Linked DNA regions of Homo sapiens: region 1 is linked to region 2. The links are chromatin contacts, found by Hi-C in ENCODE. All regions are on one chromosome and are shown on one strand. The core of a region is the stretch at or near the end of the contact, and the rest is flanking DNA. Distances in the headings are between cores, read along the strand shown. Region 1 holds the start of LINC01152 (long intergenic non-protein coding RNA 1152). Region 2 overlaps LINC00511 (long intergenic non-protein coding RNA 511).

The links. Hi-C counts contacts between places; a loop is a spot of excess contacts on that map. Pooled maps may share reads with other maps.
Region 1: a pooled map shows a loop between it and region 2 (3-fold over the local background). The contact joins the promoter of LINC01152 here to the enhancer-like site in region 2. A Hi-C loop is called at or near these places in 3 of 37 single-sample maps with no recorded cell type and 2 of 50 pooled maps.

Annotation. Positions count from the first base shown.
Region 1 is chr17:72,027,427-72,035,217 of GRCh38, forward strand. LINC01152 (long intergenic non-protein coding RNA 1152) reads left to right here and starts at 3,228. Exons shown (of 3, transcript NR_110132.1): 1 at 3,228-3,425. LOC102723517 (a long non-coding RNA gene) reads right to left here. Exons shown (of 3, transcript NR_110877.1): 3 at 6,681-6,912. RefSeq lists an enhancer at 2,353-3,123.
Region 2 is chr17:72,610,621-72,618,315 of GRCh38, forward strand. The region is part of intron 3 of LINC00511 (long intergenic non-protein coding RNA 511); the gene reads right to left. Among named protein-coding and RNA genes, the nearest start is that of LINC00673, 22 kb to the left of the region's middle. Within about 2 kb of position 4,576, at least 11 of the 41 ENCODE cell types and tissues checked have a DNase peak (open chromatin) inside an H3K27ac peak, as active enhancers do.

The sequences.
Region 1 (7,791 bases), core at 1,978-4,477, 580 kb before region 2:
TGAATCAGAAACCTATGTATTAAATTTCCCTTGACATGAACATCAATTTAAAATATTAATGGAAAAAATGCCCAGGGCTCGAAGTGTTGGGGGTTTTCTCAAACCCAAAATGCTTGAACGTGGAGTGGAAATCCATTCAGATCAACCAGATTTGCTGATCCTCCCTCTCAACCTCCCCTAGATTGTAATTACCGTGGAGGGAGTAGTATTTCCAGCTATTGACCATCTGGCTGGGGATAGATCACATTCCTGGTCATTATGCTTGCATCTCAGCAGAAGCCCAAGGCTGGGCTGAGGCTGTTGAGATGTCCAGCCGCTGTTCACAGAAGGCTGACCCTAAAAGCTGCCTTTTTTTTTTTTTTTTTGACCAAGGAAACTAAATAAACAATCACAGAAGATCATAAATCACTGACAAAGATATTTAGATTTGCAACAGCCCTCAAAAACAGAATGTGCCACAATTTATCCCTCAAAGATTAACTCAATCCTGGGTCCTATAATTGTGCATCCCATGACTTCTGATGATAAATGACACAAGGGTCAAAACTTGAGAATTGGTAGGTGTTTTTGTTTTGTTTTGTTTTAAATATTGACTCTGGGTCCAAGAAAACACCCAGAGGAACAGAAGCAACCCAAAATCCTGAAATCAGACTTGTTCCCTAAAATCATCACTCTCTCTATATATATTTATGTATATTTTTAATATATAATACATATGTATTTTATATATTATATATAAAATATATAAAATATATATTTTATATATTATGTATATATTTTTATATATATTATATATACATTTTTTTTTTTTTTTGGAGACAGAGTCTCACTCTGTTGCCCAGGCTGGAGTGCAGTGGTGCAATCTTGGCTCACTGCAACCTCTGCCTCCTGTGTTCAAGCGATACTTCTGCCTCAGCCTCCCCAGTAGCTGAGACTACAGGCACCCACCACCACGCCCAGCTGATTTTTTGTATTTTTAGTCGAGACGGGTTTTCACCGTGTTAGCCAGGATGGTCTCCATCTCCTGACCTCGTGATCTGCCTGCCTCGACCTCCCAAAGTGCTAGGTTTACAGGCGTGAGTCACCGTGCCCAGCCCTGTTTTTTTAAGTTGGTTTTTCATCTCTGTTTTGTTTTGTGAACGGATGACCACACACACTAGGTTGAGTGACAAAATAAGGAGATGGAACCAAGCGAAAGAGATGTCAAGCCTCTCCTCTTTGGTCACGTTAGCTAATCTGAACATTTGGGACCTGTGTCACAGATACTACAACTATGAACAATTGCTAACTTCTTGGTGAAACACAGCATGTGTCCAGCGCTTCAAAAGTATTATTGGGAGCATGTCTGCCTAATCTTCAACCCAACACTCATTCTAGTAACACACATGAAAGGGTTCTGTGAACTCTCATAAACTATCCCCACATAAACTGTTTTTACTATTATTTTCAAAAGTCATATCCCTCACCCGCTTAAGGACAGCTTAACAGTTCTCAGTGCTTTAGAAGATGCCCTTATTCATCTCTATCTCAGGAGGGGTGAGGACCCAAGAGTTCCCTTCTAATGGGATATTTTCCCTTGCTCATTCCTTCTCAGAGACACTCTCTCAAAGGTTTGGCAGGGTCTGGTGGTCAGGGAAGAGTGCATCTTTACAGAAACATACCTTTTAAAAACAGTGTTCAGCCTTGTCCTACTCAAGGCACATGCTGGATATATGTTTGTTGAATGGCTAAGTCAATGAGTGAAAGAATGAAAAAGCCATACCTCTTTTACAATAAATTTGCATAGACGAATGAAAAATTAAAAGACTGTCAGAGACAGGTACAGCACAAATTGCCCCCACCTCAACTAGCCATCCCTTCAACTCCAACCCCTCCCACCACAGAAGATGATTAGGGTTTTTTAGGAAAAAAAGAGAAGCTGTACAGCAATGACACACCCCAAAGACAGCACACTAAGATTCCTTTGCTTTATATTGTTTATAATGTTTAACCTCTCTGGTGGCCACCAGTTCTTAAAAGCTCCTAAGCATTTTCACAGAAAATATAAGAGGAAAACCAGCAATAGTAACAACGTCAATGGTGCCGGCAGACACAGAAAGACTCAGAAAAATATGGAGGCTCTAGGATGCCTGATAACAAGTCTCATTTCCTAAAATGAGATCTGGGGACTGGAGAAAGTGTTATCAACCAAGACAAGGAATAGGATAGACATCAGAAGTGCCCAATTCCAACACATTTTCTGAGACTCCTTTCCTAGGCAAACCTGATGAATGTGCAGACATAAATAGATAGTCCTACCATAAATTGATCTCTTTTTATCCTAAGTAATCAAGGTCCAGTCATTTCCCTCAAGCTGGGCTTCTATTGCTCTCTCTGGAGATTCAGCATAAACATGTCCTTGAAGTTTTGCTCAGGTAGATGAAGGTGGCAGAAAGCATGCAGCTACTGGGGTTAGTGGCTGTCCCCTGATTAAGTGCAAAGGTGGAGACCCATAGTTTATCCCCAGAAAGTTTCCATGCTTTCCCCTGGCATTTTCTCTCAAGCTTTTACAAGCCTTGTTCAGGGAGTGGAAACTCATTTTAAAGGTAGTTTAGACCCACCCTTCCCTTAAGGGAAATTTCTATGCAGGGGGAAAGCAAGCAAAACAAAACAAAAGTTACACTTCAAAGCCTTACAAGATAACCACAGGGAGAAGGCTAAGTCCTCCCAGTTACTCAGCCCTCCCCTGTGCTAATTGCAGGAGGTAGAGCCTGACTGTATTATTATTTGCATACTTGATCAGAAGAAGGGCCACAGAAGGAGGTCTAGAAGCTCAGCTGGTGTTTGACTGACATCTTTTAGGACTTGGACCCCACCGCCCACCCCCGCAACCAACACCACCACCAGTCCAGGACCTGATGTAATATTGCCACAGACTGATTCCCGTTGCCTTTGATATGCAACCTGTGCCTACAGTCAGCTCTCAGGGCTAAAGAAAACAGTCAGCTCCTGCGGCATCTGATTTGCCTCCTGCCCTCGCTGCTGTTAATCTGCAACACGCCACAGCCTCTAGATCGCTGCCGTTCAGAGTCGGATGTCATGGGGGCGACTGGCAGGGGTTCTTTCTTCTTTCGGTTTGATACATCCTTCCTTCCGCTGCTCCTCGCAATCAACCGCTAGGGGAAGGAGGGAAGCAGGCAGGAGGGAGAGCGGGAGACTTCCGGAAATCCCTTTCCTCCCTTCCCTTCACAGGTTGCCCCATAGTGACCCTGGAGACTCCCGCCTGCCCCCAGTGAAGGAATTGGTTACTCTCCCAGAGCCCTCCCGGGCATCGCCCCCTTCCTCACTTCCTCCTCTTCCTGCCCCCAGCCTCTACCCCTCCAGCCTCCTGTGGCTTCACAGGCAAGTGCCGCATCCCAGGAAGAAGGAGTTGGAGCTCCGTGATGGTGAGCTTTCAGACTTCCCCCTACAACCTCCGCCTCCCCAAAGGCACAGAGGCAAGCAGTGGCTTCCCTGGTATCATTTGTGGATCTAGGAGCATGAGGGAGCTATCGAAGACGGCATGTAGCCTGTTCTTCTTTCTCTTAGTAAACAATAATATCTAAATGTGCTAGAGGGAAAATACTTTTTAATTTATACTTTAAAACTGGTTTAGATTTTGAATGTATAGTCTGTTTTCCTGGAGTCCAATTGTAACATGAACCCCAAACCTAGGAGTTCTGTTTTTATACATCAGGAAGGGGACCAACCCACTCACCCATCCACCCATCTTTCAACTCACCCACCCACTCTTGTTTATAACTGCATAGTGGTTTATTTTGCCAGCACTAAACTATGCAGCTTGTTTCCCCTTTGCCAGCCTCTGCAGACAGAAAGCAAAGGCTGATCATTCTCAATTGACATGTGCACCCCTACTCTGAAGCTACAGCTGGATGACACCTCAGACAAATGCACTCATACATAAAAGTTTTTCTGCATGTTTTCGTTTTTGATTCTTTTATTGGAAGCATTTTTATGGCTGGGAGGTAGGTGCACATCCATTACAGTGAGGGGTCAGATATTAGAATACTTACGGTGCTTATAATTTTAATAGGATCACCCCCCTCATCCCTCATTGCCAATCAATTTCACTCTGTTTCAGGGTCACAGATCATACCCCTAATCCTGGCCAGTTGTCTCACCAATGTGTGTCACAAGCGGCCTGGGGCAAGAAAGTATAGATGACCCAGCATAACCGTTGCTTCTATTGCAAAGGGTACATCCTACAAAGAGCAGAACACGATTAGAGGCAGGCATAATTGCAGGCACTAAATTAGCATGGGTCTCTCAGCCAGGGGCTAATCTAAGCCAGACCTCACGTCATGGCAGGCCATGAGTACATCGCAATTACAATTCAAAAGAAAAGAGAAAAATCACCCTTGATTCTCAAATGTTTATTTTTAACACGGCAGATACTTAGCAATTATATCAGAGGCTGAGGCATCTGGAGTAAGCAAGAAAGGTGATTTGGGTTAATAATCTTTGAAAGGCTAAAGGATTTTCAATGTATGTATAAGACTGAGCCCTGTGCATGCTCCCCATTCTCTCCCTGACATCAGCCACATCCACCCCACCTCTGCCGCTACACGTTGGTGCTACCCAAGGTCTCCATTCACGCACTGTCCCTCTGCATCTCATGCTTCATCCGGGCCCTCCTCTGACCTGACCTTACCTGGCTGACTTAGTGCCCCAATTCTCTAAAACATGGAGAGATGGAACTGGTAGCTTGAACCCTCCCAGTTCCATCTCTTCCCTTTGTAAGTTTTCCCGGTGCCCTTGGGCCCCATGTTTCTAGACTATGCCCTAACACAGAGCCTTTAAAGCTTACTTCCACATGAAGGCAGAAATCAATCTTGGGCAGCCAAAACACATATGCTTTCTCAGTGGTAGGCTTAGGAGTGATTTTTTTTCTCTACAATCAACATGTATTAATTTTACATTCAAAAATTGTGTGTGCGTCTGTGTTTATTCGGTTTCAAAATCCAGTATACAACAAACTTTGCTTCTCCTGGCTTTTTAAACTCTTTTCACATGCCATAGTCCTGGTTCACCAGTGCAATTAATTTGCCTTTGAATTTGCCACTGGGATTCTTTTTGGTCGGCGGGGGGCTGTAGGTCGGGGTCAGAGTCTTGCTCTGTCACCCAGGCTGGAGTGCAGTGGCATGATCATAGCTCACTGTAGCCTCAAACTCTCAAGTTCAAGCAATCCTCCCACCTCAGCCTCCTGAGTGGCTGAAATTACAGGCACAAGCTACCATGCCTAACTAAGTTTTTAATTTTTTTGTATTGACAGGGTCTTGCTATGTTGCCCAGGCTGGTCTCAAACTTGTGGCCTCAAGTGTTCCTCCTGCCTCAGCCTCCCAAAGCACTGAGATTACCCTGCGTTTTTGTTTTTGTTTGCTTTTTTATTAATCAAAGTAGAAATCACAGACCCATTGTATTTCTACAGGTGAAATCATTACAATGTTGCCAGGGATTAATTTCTATGAGTGGATGAGAGGTCTCTTTTTCACAGTTTTCTTTTTGTCAGGGGACTACTGCCCTGATAAAACTTAGGCCTTCCCTGGCTAGGACATAGTAACCCTTCCAGCCATATTATAATGAATTTTGTAAAACTTGGCCAAACATTAGGCTGTACTGGAATGTTACCTTTTTAAATTTCAGAATAAATAGGCTATCAGCAGGATCACGGACAAGTTTTGATCATACAGAGACAGCCATTGTAATAGGACTTTTTCTGTGTTAATATAATGATTTAATAAAGCCATTTGGCACATAAATAAGACTCTCTTAGACCAAGCATTCTTAACAATGAGAGAATTGAGATCAGCCTATAGGGTGTATTAGCAAAAGTGTCTTTTCCAGCTTTAGTAAAACTCTTCCATCTGTTTAGCAATAATTTTATTATTCTGTATTAAAAACCCTCCTGAAATAGATGTGGTAAAAAACGCTCTGCCCCTGTTATGATACTTTCCAAACAAGCTTAAAATTGCTCAGAAACAAAAGGCAGGAGAAAAAAGAAAGGGCAGTGTCTCCAGATAATGAAGTTCTGCCTTTGTGTTTTATCTGTAAAACAGTACGGTTTGAAAAGTCTGGATCCCATTTCATCTGAACGCAACATAAATGTAGTGCCTGGAATCCTCCCAAATGAATAAATTCTTTTCTGATAATTTTTAAGTGAGGAAAGATCAACAGGATAGGGGCATGAGGTGGGGGGCGGGGTAGGGGGGATTATAGGCTGGTGTGTGTGTGTGTGTGTGTGTGTGTGTGTGTATTTAGCAGGACAATTGGGAGAGTTCTGGACATAATTTTTTTCTTTTCTTTTTCTTTTTGGTGAACCATGCTGAATTTTGTCTCTCTTTCTTGAAAAACCTTAATAGATTTGTGTGTTTGTTGACCAAGTGCTCTTTTTCATTCCTATTCAGCTTGCCTGTCCCATCCCAAGTATACTTGCCTCAGATGGCAACATGACAAAGCTCCCTTCCTTCTCTCGAATGGTTTGCAAGCTTCTGGTCTTCTTTTTCTTCTCCCTGGATTGTGCACAAAATTATGCCAATTTATGGTGGGGTAAGGGGATACTCCATGGACCACTTATCTCTTTAATTTTCCTCCATGTTGTGAGGTCTTGCTGAGCGCAGTCTGCAACTTCTGGAGTGATGAAGAGAACAAAAAGCTGTAGGCCTGTCACACTAACTTTCAGGATTGAGGTTACCAAAGAGGAACTGTGTAATTTCTTTATATAAATGGCTTAACCAGACCTCAAAAAGTCCTGCAATGAACACAGTTCTCTTTCGGGCTTAATGTTCTCACTTTGCTTCTTTGTTTAAAAAAAAAAAAAAAAAAAAAGGTTGGGGGGAGGAAAAAAGGCCATTGATCCTCCTCTTCCTTTGACCACTGGAAGAAAGGTAGAGAAAAAGAAAAAGAAAATTAACAAAGAAAGGACCCATGTCCCTCCTGCTTCCCCCTCCTCTCCCCATCCACAGGCAAAATCTAATAACAATGATTAAATTACATGTCTTTTCCTCCCATTGAAATCCACTGCATACTATTCAAATATTAGAACTCAGGAAATAAGGCAGGACAAGGTCCCTCATGAAACCTTAGAAGGCAGCACAGGGGTTTGAGCTGGAGGTCTGCTTGGCTGGGCAGCTCTAATTAAGAAATCACCCTGCTGAGCAGAACTTAATCTAAATAAAATATAAAAAGGAATCCAGTGAAAACCATTACCTCCCCACCCCACCTCCTCACACACCTCACATCCATAGGCCCTGTTTCCCTAGTCCTAGGAACTCTCCCTCCCATCACCTGGGAGTTCGATGTTGTTCTATGTGCCCCACAGTACAATCAAAAGTGAATTCTCAGCTCTAGAAGAGGAAGCTATGTCTTGTGCTGGCCTCTTGCTGTTTGGCTGGCCTTTCACAGGGCCAGAGGCAGATTTAGTCAATGTTGTTTTGGTTTGGAGGGGTATATGAAATGGAGATTTGACCAAGGAATGATTAAAGAGCTGGTTATTTGCTATAGTTAACAAGGTATTGTGTATTTCAAAATACCTAGAAGAGAGGACCTGAGATGTTCCACACATAGAAATGATAAAGACTAATGGTTATGGACACTTCAAATACTCCGATGTGACCATTACACAGTCTATGCATGTAACGAAATATAATAGCTACCCCATAAATAAGTACAAATATTTGGATCAATTTTTAAAAAGCAAAGATTAAAAAAAAGAGTTGACCATCTGGTCAGCCCTTCTATTCTTAACACAATGAA
Region 2 (7,695 bases), core at 3,326-5,825:
TACAGGTGTGAGCCACCATGCCCGGCCCCAAATGTCTCCTTTTTAAAGAGCTCTCAGCCTCTATTTAAAATTGCAACCCAATGGCCATGCCTCCCTCCAGCACTGGAGATTGTCTCAACTCTGCTTTCCTTTTCTTTTTCAGTAGCACTTATCAACTTCCAGTAGATAATATAATTTACTAATTTAACACACCTATTATTTATCACCTTTAGAAGCAGATTTCTCTGATGTATACTATGCACCCAGCACTGTACAGAAGAGAATTCTGAGCAGGAGAATTGGACCTTTTCCAGTATACTGAGACTTCTTCCAAAACTTAAGAAAATGTTTAGCTGGAAGATAGTCTGTGTCAGTCTGTTTTAAAATACAGGCATGCACACTGTGCCATGATGGCTTTCCCATCTCAGTAGTAGACTCTGCTTATCATGTCCATCAACAATCAGAAAATAATGATTTGTTCCTACATCAACACTGCAGTTACTCAGTTCATATATTTGTTTATTGAACTGAGAGCTTCTATTAAATTGTGAATATATCAAATAGTGTTTGTTGAGCTGAGAGTCTCTTTATGTGATAAGTTTGTTTCTAAAACTAATTGCTGCTTTAGAATACCTATAATGCAAATTATTCCGCCTGGTACCCGCTCCTCCTTTGAGAACAACGCTTCCCACCTCGTCCCACGGTTCTGGCAGGAGCAGCTCTGTTGGTGCATGGCCTTCTTCCTCCCCTTGGCTACAGTTGACGGGTCCAAGGATGGGCATCTGACTTTAGCTAATCCAATCAGAGTCCTGCCTTGAGATTTGGCTGACTAGAACCGAATAAGGGAAGCTCGCCCTCAGTGAAAGCTGCAAGATGTAAAAGTCAAGGGCAAGAGGGTGCTCATGTTTCCTCCCAAATGAAGAAAGCAGATCTGTAAAGAGAGAGAAGAAAGCTCCGTGCAGAGAAAACTCATTCCACACATGCCCAGAAGATGGACTATATTCTTTCTGTCCTTCCGGTTGATATTTCATTCTTTCTTGATTGTTGTTGTTGCTTTGTTTTGACATAATCCTTCCAATAAATACCTTGGGATCCATGCTAGTCCCACTTGGGGATCTACTCCTTGCAGCTCCCAATCCATGCATTAAGAGGTCATGATAAAGACAGTCACAGCTGGCCGGGCACAGTGGCCCACGCCTGTAATCCCAGCACTTTGGGAGGCCGAGGCAGGTGGATCACCTGAGGTCAGACTGGCCAACATAGTGAAACCCTGTCTCTACTAAAAATACAAAAATAACTGGGCATGGTGGCAGGTGACTGTAATCCCAGCTACTTGGGAGGCTGAGGCAGGAGAATTGCTTGAACCCAGGAGGCAGAGGTTGCAGCGAGCTGAGATCACCCCATTGCACTCCAGCCTGGCCGACAAGTGTGAAACTCAGTCTCAAAAAACAAAACATGACCGGGCGCGGTGGCTCACGCCTGTAATCCCAGCACTTTGGGAGGCTGAGGCGGGTGGATCATGAGGTCGGGAGATCGAGACCATCCTGGCTAACATGGTGAAACCCCATCTCTACTAAAAATAAAAAAAAAAAAATTAGCTGGGCATGGTAGCGGGTCCCTGTAGTCCCAGCTACTCAGGAGGCTGAGGCAGGAGAATGGCGTGAACCTGGGAGGCGGAGCTTGCAGTGAGCCGAGATCACGCCACTGCACTCCAGCCTGGGCAACTGAGCAAGACTCTGTCTCAAAACAAAACAAAACAAAACAAAACAAAACACAAAGACAGTCACAGCAACTACTGAGACGGGAAAGCTATCATGGCATGGTGTGCATGCCTGTATTTTAAAACAGACAGATACTTACAGACTATCTTCCGGCTAAACATTTTCCTAAGTTTTGGAAGAAGTCTCAATAAATTGGAACAAGTCTCAATTTTCCTGCTCAGAATTCTCTGATGCTCAGATGATGATGGTTCAATTGGAGGTAGCTCACCAGGGCAAACGGCCTGCTTCTGCACTGCCAGAGGAACGAAGGTGGAAGCCGCTCAAAAAGAGGAGCTTCAGTTGGAGCAACTCACCTCAGCACTAAAAGAAAGATGTGAAGTCCCCTGGGGAAGTCAGAAGCCGACAAAGGATGACAGAGAAAACTCCAGAAATGTTAAAGAGAAAGAGATCAACAACTGGTACATTAATAATCTGAATGATAGAAGAAACCTAGAAAATTTGCAAACTGCTTCAGTTGATGAAACTTTTCTCAATTGTAATAATTATTTGTCCATTCCATTATTATAAGGCCTCTGTTTGAGCAGAAATACCATGCATAAAAGAAGAGAAAAAGGATTTGTTCTGTGTGTCTTTTTTTTTGGAGACAGAGTCTTACTCTGTTGCCCAGGCTGGAGTGCAGTGGCGTGATTGGGCTAACTGCAACCTCCACCTCCCAGGATGAAGCAACTCTCCTGCCTCAGCCTCCTGAGTAGCTGGGACTACAGGCATGCACCACCACGTCCAGCTAATTTGTGTATTTTTAGTAGAGCTGAGGTTTCAACATGTTGGCCAGGCTGGTCTCGAACTCCTGACCTCAAGTGATCTGCCTACCTTGGCCTCCCAAAGGGCTGGGATTACAGGCGTGAGCCACCGTGCCCGGCCCTGTGTGACTTTTGACTCCAGTTTTTGGATGAATCAGGGTCCTAACAGGATACAAACAGCACAACCACTTTGGGGGACTGAAAAGAGCTTAAGACAGAGATGATGTATTATGGGATGGGCAGAGTTCAAGGAACCAACAAGGGAGAGTGCAGGTTCATGGGGCCAGCAGTGGTGGGAAGGCATGACCCCCACCCTCTGAAGTCAGACGGGGCAAGGAGAGCAGAATGTTTCCAGAACCCAGAGACAGCAGCTGCGGAGAAAGGACAGCCTGCCAGAAACTGAGGCTACTTTCCTTCCACCCTCTAATCTTCTGCTATTCGCTCCACTTGCTGAACTCAGCTGGAATCCAGTGGCCAAGGGAGCCTGCTGATGCAATCCCTACAAGGGCAGCTCTTGGGGCACAGATCAGGGGTGAAATGGAGACAAGATCTGGATGGGCAAAGGAAGGAGATCCAGCTCACGTTTCAAGGGTGAGTTTCCACTCTCGTGCCAGCGTTAGAGGGGGATGCTAGGGAGAGACAGCGCCCCTGACATCCCCCCCAGCTCTAGACCTCTGTTGCCACTTGGCTTTCAGACATCTGTCCCTCGGTGCCTCTCAGATCTAGCACATCCAAACCAGACCACTGATCCTGCTACTCAGTTCTGAACCATTCTTGGACCTCCTGATGATGTGTCATGCTATTTTTCCAGATTTCTCTTCCTGGCCACCCAGGCTTAAAGCCTCAGGGCTACCTCCACTGTGCCCTCTTCGACATGTGGTCAGTTGCTACCCCCTCCCTCCACAATCCTACACTCCACCATCTTACCCATCCTGTCTTTTCTCATTTTCTTCCAACTAGACCGGTGGCATCTACTTCTAACTGTCATCTCTAATCTCTTCCCCTTTAAATGTACCCTACACACCACAGCCTGATTAATCTGTCTAAAACACAGCATGGATGGTGATTCATCTGCCCATGTCTCAACCAACCCAGCCCTTCCTTGTTCCCCAAATATGCCCCATGCTTGCCTGCCTTCATTTCTTGGCTAAAACCTTTCCTTTGCCTGGAGGAGGGGCTGCCCTTCATCTTTTTCTCCTGAAGCCAAGCTTTCTTTCATGCTCCCAAAATATTTTCATCTTCCCTCCTCCCCTCTCTCTAGATATTCTGCTTGTACCTTTCTTATGGCACATATTCCAGCTTAACTTATATTACCGTAATTCGGGGACATGGGTTCTTTCTTATTTTCCTTACCCCATTGCAAATTTGAGAGCCAGAGTCATGCCCTGTTCATTTCCGTAGTTGCCCCTGAGACCTAGCCAAACAGCTGGCACATAGTGGATGCTAAATCCCCATGCAGTGAATGAATGAATGTGGCTATCACTTAGGATATTTTCCAAAAGCCGTATGTACAATATATTTCTTGGCCTGTCTCTCTTGTCTACATAATGATACAAATCAAGGAAGGCCCTAACGAGTCCCATGTTGATTGTGGGGCATATGACTAATCCCGTAATACACTTGGACTGCTTTATGAAAGCACTTTTCAAACAGCTTTATAGCATATCTAGGCCACAAGGTTGGGAATAGATACCTAGAGATTTATTGGATCATTAAATGAACTAGGGAACAATAGGCATTGTGTTAATTTACACACACAGTGGGAGAGATCCAGGACACCTAAACCATCCCCATGTTAAAAATCAGCCCTCAGGCCCCATATAGTCTGCAACTCACCCAAAAGTACCCCCACGAGGTACACAGGAGCCTCTCCCCAGGCTCATGGAAACAGCAACAAAAGTCTTAAAGTCTTAAGTCCACCACAAAGATCTGATCGGTGTAGGTGGGGGAGGATGGGTGGTGGGAGAGAAGAGAGGAATTGTCAAAAGTGCAGTGATTTAGTGTCTGTCTCTTTCTTCCCTTCTCCCTCCCTCCCTCCCATCACCCTGCCTCCTGCACAAGGAACTATTGAGAAGGCACAGAACAAACGCTCCCTTATGCGGCTCCCACGGCGTCTCTCGGTTTGTCGGAGACAGCTGCCCAAAGCACGCTATGGTTACTCATTACCCGGGTTCCCAGGCAGGAAAAGGAGCAAACTTAATAGACTCGAACTAACCCTGAGCTCAAATACTCCAGCCATAAATAAATAAATAAGTCAGGTGTACCAGGGGAAGGGGAGGGAAGTGAACGGGGAATGGCTGGGGAGGGGTCGGCAGTGTAAGCGGACTGAGTGGGGCCGGGTTGCGGGGGCGGGGGTGGCGGTGAACACAACCCAAGAGTTTCTGAAAGGGGAGGGGAAGGATGGAGGGAGGGAGGAAAACTCTTTTCTCCCTTTGGAGGAAGGACAGAGGGTGTTTGTGTTGCTTGCTTGTCCCCGCCTGCAGAGTGGACGAGAGGCTCTCAGCTGGCCATCTGGGGACCTTGCGGAAAACTAGAACTTTGAGGGGAAAGGAAAGAAAGTCCTGTTTCTCCAGCGTGAGATGTGGCTGGGGTTTTGCTTTCCTCCTGACTCACAGAGTAAATGGTTTAGTTCATGGCCATCGAAGTGCCCATTGAACAGATGGGAAGGGCAAGGATGGAGAGAGAAGCAAAGGGACTGAGGGGCAGAGTGACTGTTGGCAGGAAGTCAGTCGTGCTCCAAAACTTTGAAGTCGTCTCTATGAGTGCTCCTCAACCCACACACTTTTGCCCCTCCCCCTACTCTGGAGACACTGGGCAACGTCTGGAGAGGTTTTTCATGGTCACAACTGGGAAGCCAGGGTGGTACTGGCATTTAGTTGGTAGAGGCCAGGATGCTACTCACCACGCTACAAGGCACAGGACAAAACCCTGTAATAAAGAATGATCCAGGCCGGGTGTGGTGGCTCATGCCTGTAATCCCAGCACTTTGGGAGGCCGAGATGGGTGGATCACCTGGATCACCTGAAGTCAGGAGTTCAAGACCCGCCTGATCAACATGGTGAAACCCCATCTCTACTAAAATTACAAAATTAGCCGGGTGTGGTGCCAGGCGCCTGTAATCCCGGGTACTCGGGAGGTGGAGACAGGAGAATCGCTTGAACCCAGGAGGTGGAGGTCGCAGTGAGCCATGATCCAGCCATTGCACTCCAGCCTGGGAAACAGAGCAAGACTCTGTCTCAAAATAATAATAATAATAAAGAATGATCCAGCCTCAAATGTCACAGTGCTGAGACTGAGAAATCCTGCTCAAGATGTAAGTCTCAGAACCCAACCTCCATCCCAGGCTGCCTCTAATTCTGCAGAGGGCATCTGTCAGTCCATAACAGGTCCATAAATTCACTCCTTCTTCCAGGGTGAAGAATGGAGAAAAATCAAAGAACAGCACATGCAACGATGCATTGGTGATCTCCTTCCTGCTAACCCTGTGGCCAAGAACACAAAGCAAACACGACCCCCAACAGAGAAGGCAGGGGAGGAGCCCACCAGTCAAACCAGCATTCCCTAGTCCCCGCCTGATCATTGAACAGACTTGAGGGGGCGCAGCATCTTTTACCTGGTCTCAGAATTTCTGCCAGTCTTGGCATGTTGGGGGCTTGGGAGGTTGCATTTTGGGTTTTGTTTTATGGCTTAATCTGGACCTCAATTCAGTCAAGTCAATGAGAGCAGGGACAGTCCCCAGTCACCATCTCAGGACCATGGCAAAATGTAATGAGCTTTTTCAGGAATTTAAAGTACTCACAGAAGGGCCTTCTGCAAAAATGAAGCATGACCCAATGAGTGTAGCCCAGCGCAGTGAGGGTGGACAACTTCAAGGCCATTGTTTTTCAGGGGGCTGTGGCAGCCAAGAGTTGCTGGGCCCTGTACAACCGTCAAAGTACTCCCAGGAATGCCACTGGTCTTTCCACAGTTGTCCAGGGGTGGAGAATCCACTGAGGGTCAATGACTCTGTTACAGTCATGTCAGTACCTTAAAGGTTTGTGGTGGGGGGCTGTGGAGGAGTTGGGGAGGGATTATATCTGTAGTGTGTGCGTGTATGTGATGTGCATGTGCATGTATGTAATGTGTGTGTAGATGTGTGTGATGTGCAATGTTTGTGCATATGCGTGTGCTTGTACCTGTATGTGATGTGTATGCATGGCATGTATGCATATATATAATGTGTGTGTGTACGTGTGTGCCTGTGTGTGTGTGTATGACACACCAGCTGATCAATGCCAGAACAAGAAGACCAAGGAAGATTCCAGAGATAAGACTGTCCTACATCTCTGATTGATGGGCATCTTTGAAGACGTAGGCTAGCATCTAGAGGCTTCGAGAGGAAGCTCTGCAATTTCAATTCCTGTCTCTGCTACTTCGGAGCTACGTTACCTTGGGCAAGATGTTTAATTTCAGCAAGACCCAGTTTTTCTCGTCTCTGTAGAGGGGCAATAAAAGGACCTACCTGTGGGTTTCAGGAATTAGTGAATTCATGGAAAGCACCTAGCACTGGGCACAGAGCAAGCACACAGATGTTGCCTGTTCCAATTATCACTGCTTCAGGAGACAGTTCTTCCTGGAGTCTAACCTAAGGCTGCCTGCCTCCTTCCCTGCCTCCGAGGGACTCCATTCCCCTGATCACCATCTCTGTGTGACACAGTCCTCTTGACTTTAGCTGCTTGTCTTTGGGAATGTCAAAACTCAACACTCCAGCTGTCCCCGGTTCATGTAGCCCAGCCAGGAAGGAACCGGGGGAGCTGATCACCAACTCTCAGCCTCACACGTACCTCGGGGACCCCAAAACATTTTCTGGTGGCCCAGCAGACTGAAAAAGTCTGGCTGGGGTTTTCCCCCTTTGTGCCTGCAGCCAATGCCAGCTGAGGCTTTCCCTCCTAATTCCCCAGATGCCTGACGGCGTTATTGCCACAATAAAGCAATGACAGTCCCCTATCAGCTCTCAATCAGCCTAGCCTGCCCTTCACAACCGGTTTGTCAGACCGCCCCGCCCTTCCTCGTTGTTAGCTCTCTGCTTGCTTATCTGCTGCTGGAGACAGAAGTCTCTGGTTTAATTGTGGCAAATTAATGATTGAACTCCACAGCCAACTCCTCCCCAAGTGCACGACAATCCCTCCCATTGAAGGCGCCAAGAAGGAACTCAC